Linked DNA regions of Homo sapiens: regions 1 and 2 are each linked to region 3. A link is a contact called in ENCODE Hi-C or POLR2A ChIA-PET data. All regions are on one chromosome and are shown on one strand. The core of a region is the stretch at or near the end of the contact, and the rest is flanking DNA. Distances in the headings are between cores, read along the strand shown.

Region 1 (2,847 bases), core at 88-2,587, 1.4 Mb after region 3:
ACTTTGGCCAAATCCTAAGAACAGAATGAAAAAAGGTGTATGACTCATACGTGATTGCCACAATTCTACACCTGTAGCTTCAAATAAAAAGGAGTCAAGAATGAGTATCTTCTTGAAAAAAAAAAAGATAACCAGAGCAAATTTAGGAAATGATGAATATACACTTATTTACTGTACTGTTACTAAGTGAAAATCACTAATAATCCAATAGAAAATCAGAAAAAGACATAAACATACAGTTTGTACCTGAAAAGGCTTTTATACTGATAAAAAAGGGTCACTCTCACTCACAATAGCAAAATTGTAAATTAAAACTAATTCTGAGATCTTTTCCTTTAACTCATAAGATTTCCTTTAACTCATAAGAAAATCTACCATAGTGGAGGAATACGAATGCATATATGTTTTGATCAAATAATACCAACTAAGGAAAATTATTGTATAGATACCTTCCACTCATTATGTGAAATATCACATAAAGAACATTACTCATTCCATTATGAGAAAAGATTAGAAGCAACTATCCATCATTAGTGAATTCGATGAATAAATTGTATTTATTTAATAAATAAAATGTAATAACAGAATCAAACACTTTGCAGTATAATAGGAAACCACAGGGACACTACGTATTGATATGGAATGCTAATATATTGTTTAGTGAAAAAATATATAGAATCATTATGTAGAGTATCCTACAATATATATAAAAGAGGGAGACCAGGTATGATGACTCACATCTGTAATCCCAACATTGTGGGAGGCTGAAGCAGGAGGATCACTTGAGACCAGGAGTTAGAGAGCAGCCTGGGCAACATAGTAAGAAAAAAATGTTTTAAAAAATTAACTGGATGTGGTGGTGCATGCCTGTAGTCCCAGCTACTCAGGAGGCTAAGGTAGGAGAATCACTTGAGCACAGGTCTTACTCTGGGAGGCAGAACAAGACCCTGTTTTTGTTCGTTTGTTTGTTTGTTTCTTTGTTTATAAAAGGAAACAAGAAGGAATATATATTTGTACTGTAATATTTTATACATGAAAAATTGGGGTCAGATAAATAAGGAACTGGTAAGTAGTTAGCTATTTAGGGGAGGGGATGGGAACTTGGTGGGTGTAAGACAGTGGGTGGGAGAAACAGGAAGGAAACTTTTCACAAGACAGTTTGTCATATTTTATTGTGTTTGAACAGCATAAATATAGCACATATTCAAAAATCTAAAAATTTTGGAAAATCCCTATCAAAAGCCATGGGAAATGCATGTTTTTAAGTAGAAAGTATCCCAGACAGTCTTATATCCCTTATTCTTGCTGTGGAGTTTCAGAATCAATTCTATTACTTACCAGTTTCGCTAAAAATGAAACTGAAACTCTGCATACTTCTCATATACTTAGTCCTAAAAATAGACTCAGGGAAAAAACTCAGAAAAAAAACCTTCTCATGATAATTTTCAATATTGATTTTTGTTGCTTTACAGAATTACAAAGTTTTAGATTACACTTAAACATGCACTATTTAAAGCCAAACAGACCACTGTTGAAAGATATCCAAACCAAGGCATGTGCTTACATGATACTGAAGTAATGGTGTCAAAGTAAAATTAATCTTTTTCTCCCATCAAGCTCTCCATGGAATCCAAGAGAGGGAAACGCTATCTCACACAATGATGGAGAAAATTTCATCTAAGAAAATAAGGAATTATTATTATTATTATTATTATTATTATTATTATTATTATTATTTGAGACGGAGTCTCGCTCTGTCGCCCAGGCTGGAGTGCAGTGGCCCGATCTCAGCTCACTGCAAGCTCCGCCTCCCAGGTTCATGCCATTCTCCTGCCTCAGCCTCCCGAGTAGCTGGGACTACAGGCGTCCGCCACCACACCCGGCTACACCCGGCTAATTTTTTGTATTTTTAGTAGAGACAGGGTTTCACCGTGTTAGCCAGGATGGTCTCAGTCTCCTGACCTTGTGATCCGCCCACCTCGGCCTCCCAAAGTGCTGGGATTACAGGCGCGAGCCACCGCGCCCGGCGGAATTATTTTTTCACAGGCAAATCAATAAGATAAAAAGTAACTGTGGTTTGCTCATTTGCCTCTTAGCATCTACTACTTTGGGTTATCACTTATCTTTGTGCATGGATTCTATTACAAAAAAGTATGGGACTGTTATCATTAGCACTTTGTCCAGTGCAATGCATACGATAGATGCACCATAAAAGCCTGACCTACCACAGTGAAATATATGGGTTCTAGGGTCTCTGTGACCTTGACAAGTCAAACATTCTTTCTCTGGCTTAGCTCTCAATTTCTTTATCTGGAGGTGGAGTGCCTAACTTGGGATACCTCACAATGTTGATATAGTGGCCAAATAACACAATAAATGTAAAAGACTTTGGAAAGTATAAATGAAAGTTGTACTACTGTTACTGCAATTATGACACAGATATAAACAGATAGGGCAGAGGGGGGAAAAAGCTGATTCCAGAACATGCTTCATGGAGTCTCACTCCTACAGAAGAGCAAAAGGAAACCTAGGTAGGTTAAGTAACTTGCTCAAAATCAAGTAGCCAGTCAGAAGTAGAAGTGAAGACAAATTCTCATTCACATGTTTTGACTGAATGACTCATTTTTCTACTACTTTACTTCTATTACTTGGCCTTGAGAGCCTATGGAAAATGTGAAGGAGAGGGATCACCTGGTTACTCCAGTCATAGGAAGGCTGGAGAAACATTAAAGAAGTGATCAGAGAAAGCACAAAAGCATAGGAGAGTGGTGATCAAGTCTTAGTTGGGATGGTTATAAGTAGAAGTATAAGAGTGGAGGGATGTTACGGAAAAGTTTTACTAAGCAT
Region 2 (2,700 bases), core at 85-2,584, 1.1 Mb before region 3:
AATAGAAATTCACCTTATATCAGAATTGTTCTGATTCTTCTAGGAAAGGATATTTAAAAATCCTTTCAACTTCCTCTGTCACGTAAATACATTCTTTATATTAAAATATAAAACAGAGCATTAGCAGTTACGGGGACTTCTGAATTGGCTAGAAAGCCAAATCATCTAATTTGGCAGGGGACAAAAATCCACTCTAGAGTTTAAACCATTTTGGTTGACTATCTAGAGAGCTCATATGACTTAAGCAAGTGCATGATTTAGCGAATTCATGCCAGGCTTGAGAAGAATGTGTAAATGTGGGTTGCAGTCTTGCTTCTCTTACCAGCTGCTTGAGTAGGCAACTTCATTTATCTGGGCCTCATTTTTCTCTTGTGATACAGGTTTACTCTAGATTATTTCTGAAATTAAAAATTGTCATTGAATTTTTTCCTAGGATAGGACCAGATTCTGAGCAGAAATAATTTTTCATATACAGACTCAAAATGTACTATATAAAATCATCTTTTTTCATGACATTCCTTAGAAATTCTTTGTTGGATTGCAGTTGTCCAACAAAAGTTGTTCTCTTTGTTTTCCATGTGCCCTTATTCAGGGCAAAGACTAAGCTGCACAGTAAGGAGACCCATCAACACAGTGACAAAAAACAAACAGACAAAAAAAATGAGGCTACACCACATTTCTCAGACTCCCTTGCATCAGGCGTGATTAAGTTTTCACCAATTGAATGTGAGGAGAAGTGAGGTGTCTAAACCCTGATCCCAGTCCTGAAGGCAGTGGAAGTGCCTCTTTCATGTGTTCCCTTTTCCTCCAGCTGAACTCCGGGCTTCAACTGTGCAGGTAACAGTGATGCCCAAGGGGGTGGAACAAGATGAAAGGAGTCTGAAACCCTAATGACAAAATGGAGCAGAGCCACCCCACCAAATTGGATTGCTTTCCTCAGAGCTGTTTGAGAAGAGATACAAACTTTTGTTTTTAAAGTATGGTTCAGTGTCTTTATTTTAGCTGGTTAGCCTTGGCCCTAATAAATCAAGGAATTCTTCATGTAATTGTTAAAACAACAAACTTAAAAAAATGCATTTTTGTTATACTCAGTGTGAGGCCTGATGTTTCCCTGCCTCACTGTCATTCTTGATATCCATTTTCACCACTGTGCAAAAACCACTGTGCAGTGCATTGTAAGCACTTAAAAAATATTTGTTGACCTACCACATGCAGGACAGTTCTCCAGGTGGCCTTGTATCCACCCAGTTCCCCCTCCTTTTTCGTCTGTAGTTCTCAAGAGAGACTGTAGAATGTGCTGGGAATGCAACATCCTGAGATAAGGAGGGACTGACCTGAAAGGCCCAGGCTTTGTGCCAGTCGCTTCTATGTTGTCTTCTAATATCTCATTACTAAAATAGAAGTGATTTTTTTTTTAAGAGACAGGGTCTTGCTCTGTTGCCCAGGCTGGAGTGTAGTGGTGCAATCACCACACGTGGCTAATGTTTTAATTTTTAATTTTTTTACCTGTTGCCCAGGCTAGTTTCAAACTCCTGGCCTCAAGCAGTCCTCCTGCCTCAGCCTCCCTAAGCACTGGGATTACAAGCACGAGTCACTGTGCCTGGCCATAAGTGAAATATTTAAAGTAAGAAGAGGATGTGAACAAGTTTTGGTCCATCTTGTTCACAATCTCTTCTTTTCTCTGTACTATTTTCTCTTGTAATTTCTGTACTAAATAACAATCCTCATAATCTACTCCAAGCTGGCATTTGTTGTCTTCAGGGATGACCTATGCTCCCAGGATGATGAGTTTCTATAATCTAAATGCAATGGCTCACATTTTAGACTTAAAGTATTATATTTCACACTGTGTTGTTCCTCTTATAGGTCTTTCTATTTCATTGCTTTTCTGGAATGTAGGGGTATATGGCTCTCTTCCCATGTGTCTAGGCACAATTGTCTATTGTGGTCACTTGAAAAGAATACTTGGGAAACTCTTCCCTTTAGGGTGCAGGAGGTAGAAGCAGTGGTAGAAGTGGATGGTGGTTAGATCGTCTTGGTTTTTACTGAGAAGGAAGCCATTTCTTGCCAGAGTTCTGCTCAAAAATCACTGCTTGCTTTCTAGCAAGTGTTCTCTCTGTTGTTACAGCCACTCATCTGTAAGTTATTGTAGTAGTGGTTATTAAGTATCATTTCAGATATCAACCAAATTCTGACTGTGAACTATTTTTGTGTTAAATGAAATATCATTTGTTTTAACTATGCAAATAGAAACTATTTCTTTACAATAAGTATTAACTTATCAGATCATGAATAAGAGAAAGACTGTAAATTGAATACCCGATTTTATGTATGTTTAAACGTGGACAAATAGGTTAATCATTCTCCTGTTAATTTTTTTTCTCTCTTAAAAGGCAAAGGTGATTAGCTGATCTGTGATCTGAAGGGAAATGACTTTGATCATCTTATCAACCTTTCCATTTAGCTTTCTTTAAATGGACCCATCTTATATAGTTGGCTTGGTACTATTTCCAATATACTTGCTATTTGAAATCAAAATTCTTCCCGGGTGACTAAGGAAATTTGGGTTAAAATGTTAGTTCAATGACTTTTTTCTCAATGACCTGGTGAAATAACTTTACCTCAAAATTTTAAATTGGTCTTTAGGAAAGAAAACTTGTTTGCACATTTTAATCTTGATATTAGTTCATGCAGGCCTAT
Region 3 (2,717 bases), core at 102-2,601:
CCGTTTTCTGGGGTGGGTAAATACCTGCCTAATTGTTTAGAGTGGAACCCAGCTCTTCAGAGTAAACACAAAAGCCTTTCTTCGCAGGAAATGCAAACCACATTGGGCATGTTAACCCTAGGCTTTTCCTGGCTCCAATGAAAGCGCTATGATTAGGATAAAACCAGGCAAACTTTAGCCTGCGTACGAGCAGGGTCGAGGAGGTGGGTAAGGACTCTGTGGCCGATGGAGCGTGGCCCGCAAGAGGCCACACTCCCATTTCCCAAGAGGCCAAAAGACTGGCAAACAGTGAATACCCCAACTCCCCAAAGAGCCAAGTAGCCCGGGGCTCCAATCACTACCCCCGACCCGGCTGATCTCCGCCCACACAGATCCGAACGCGCTTGCCCTTTGAAAGAAGACAGCAACAGGGCACCCCTCCGCGGGTTTCCAACACCACTCCCCGGGGTGCGCACACGCATCTCAGCCTCAGCCCCAGCTGATCCAGTGCCGCCCTCACCAGGAGACCCTGGACCTCCCTCGCACACTCACTTGTCCAGGACGAAGTAGAGATCAAAGGCTCTTCTGCAGGAGGGCTGCTCCTGGGCGCGCAGCAGCCCCCCGGGACCGCTGAGCACCAACAGCCACAGCCCGGGGAACAGCCAGCTCCCGGGGCTGCGGGCCGGGGACCGCTCCGCCACCATCCTGCGGCCGGGGGCCTGAGACTCCCTCCCGCTCGCAGTCCCCTAAGCTCAGGAGGGTCGCAAAGGTGGCGGGAGTCACCCGGCACGCACTCTGGGGTGGGGGGCGGCGAGCAGCTGAGACGCCGGCGCCTGCGGCAGCGGGACCCACCAGCTGACAGGGAGGGAGAGAGGGAGGTCCTGAGAGGACAAAGGGAGTCTCCGCCACCGCCGCAGCTGCCGCCGGAACTCTTGACGAATCCCAGTGGAAGCGCGATCCAGTCCTCCCCCTCCCGATTCCGGAGAGTTCCTGCAGACAATGCGGGCCCACGGCGACAGCTCGCGAAAGGAGTTCCTCTCCGGCCTGGGGCCGAGCCTCCAGCGCCCGCCTCGGACCCGGACCTGGAACCCACCCCGCCTGGAGGGCTGAAGTCCCCCCCGCTGCCGTGCGCTTCGGGACAAGGGGTCCCTGGGACGCGGCGACGGCAGAACAAACTAGGAGTGGAGACTCTTCTCCTCCGGCGGCCCCAACTCCCTCCGCACTCCGAAACTTTCCTCCCGGTGCTGGACTCTGGCACTGCGCTGACAGGCCGTCCCCTTTAGGGGAGGAGGCTAGCTGGCCCTGGGACTCCCGGCTGGAGAGAAGCCACGCCGAGGGCAGGAGCCCGCTCGGGCCGGGTCTGGGCTGCGTGTGTCAGTGTGCGCCTGGGGACGAGGGCGGGGCCCCAGCTGAAGCCTCCGAGCCACACATGCACACTTGTGGGTTCCTGCCGAGTTGAAGATGACTAACGCTTGCCAGATTTGGGAAAGGGAAGAAGGAGTTTAGAAAAACAAAAGTTATCTAGAAACTAAACATACCCGTATGTCCTGCAGGCCTGGCCTATTTTAGCAGCTGTGCTAAAACAGCCCCCATGCGTGGTTCACAAACCCAAGACTAAGGATTCCATGGGAGGTGACGGCCTCCTCACTCCTCACTCCACCCCACCCCTACTACCACAAACACTCTTTATGAACTTCCTCTTTTTCTTCTAAAGAAACCTGCTTAGTTTTTTTTTTTTTTTTCTTTAAAAAAAGCCAAGCCAAGGAAAGGCCGGAGTGGGGAGTGGGAGGGGATAGCAGGCCTCTTTGGGAGTGGAAAGTTGTACCTCAAAATATTTCAGCCCACTGTCATTTCCCTGCAAGCTCCAGTTTTGGAGAATTTCAGCTTTGGGCAAGCTAGGTCTCCTTTGCAAAACTTGTGCAAGCACTCAAGTTTGTGCACAAATCCTCTGTCTACTAGTTCTGCTCTCCCTCCTCTCTCTTCCCCCCACCTCCGTGACTTCCGCCCTCCCTTAGTCAAAACTGGCTTTTAGAACCTAAATACCTTTTCATTTTTAACAAAATCAATGCTTTATGTAGTACTTACATATACATCTCTTCTGTTTGTTGCCATATGTATTTAACTTTTCATTTATTATATTTGATATACAACCAGATATGTCAGCTCTTTGAAGATAAAAATTAGTTACTTTAACAAAGATTCATTGAGTGCCTATTATTTGCTAGGCACTGTTCCAGAAGTGGAGGTTAGTGCACAGAACAAGATAACAAGCCCTTGCTTTCATGAAGCTGACAGTCTGGCTGAAGAGTGAAAACAGACAATAAGAAATAAATACATAAGCAAGGAAAAAAAATGTCCATATTGGAAAGGTGGCCTGTAGAAATTTAAAATATTGTGATGATAAAGAATGACAGACTCAGTGACTAACAAAAAAGACCCAGTCATTCCAAGAGCTCTAAGGGGAAACATTTGGAGTTACTGCAAAGGTCCATAGACATTAGCTTAGCATATTCAAAAAAGAAAAAAAAAAAACTGTGTAGCTGGAGCTTTGCAGGTAAGATGATGTAAGACAAATAGGCAAGGGCCAGATTATGTGATGCTTTGTTTACTGAGATAAGGAATTCAGATATTTAATATTGAGTGTGACAGGAGGTTATTAGAGGGGTTTAAGCCCAGGAGTGGAGTGGCAGATGAATTGATATGATCTGTGTTTTTCAAAGATCATTCTGGCTGCAATG

What was found. A loop is a pair of places that touch in the nucleus more often than their neighbours do. ChIA-PET counts read pairs that join two places held with the same protein, here RNA polymerase II (POLR2A). Pooled maps may share reads with other maps.
Region 1: a loop to region 3 is called in a map of naive thymus-derived CD4-positive, alpha-beta T cell, with 4 times the contacts of the local background. The contact joins the enhancer-like site here to the promoter of ANTXR2 in region 3. A Hi-C loop is called at or near these places in 2 of 168 maps with a recorded cell type or tissue (naive thymus-derived CD4-positive, alpha-beta T cell and sciatic nerve), 1 of 37 single-sample maps with no recorded cell type and 5 of 50 pooled maps. POLR2A ChIA-PET finds 5 or more read pairs at or near these places in 1 of 52 experiments (activated naive CD4-positive, alpha-beta T cell).
Region 2: a loop to region 3 is called in a map of testis, with 8 times the contacts of the local background. The contact joins the enhancer-like site here to the promoter of ANTXR2 in region 3. A Hi-C loop is called at or near these places in 7 of 168 maps with a recorded cell type or tissue (IMR-90, aorta, breast epithelium and 4 more) and 18 of 50 pooled maps.

What each region holds. Positions count from the first base shown.
Region 1 is chr4:81,492,979-81,495,825 of GRCh38, forward strand. No RefSeq gene overlaps it. Among named protein-coding and RNA genes, the nearest start is that of RASGEF1B, 22 kb to the left of the region's middle. RefSeq lists an enhancer at 646-1,845. Within about 2 kb of position 1,338, at least 6 of the 41 ENCODE cell types and tissues checked have a DNase peak (open chromatin) inside an H3K27ac peak, as active enhancers do.
Region 2 is chr4:78,959,842-78,962,541 of GRCh38, forward strand. No RefSeq gene overlaps it. Among named protein-coding and RNA genes, the nearest start is that of LINC01088, 11 kb to the right of the region's middle. Within about 2 kb of position 1,335, at least 2 of the 41 ENCODE cell types and tissues checked have a DNase peak (open chromatin) inside an H3K27ac peak, as active enhancers do; they include testis, where a contact is called at or near this core.
Region 3 is chr4:80,071,878-80,074,594 of GRCh38, forward strand. ANTXR2 (ANTXR cell adhesion molecule 2) reads right to left here and starts at 1,352. Exons shown (of 17, transcript NM_058172.6): 1 at 532-1,352. The coding sequence starts at 683. RefSeq lists a silencer at 642-801 and enhancers at 982-1,091, 1,422-1,701.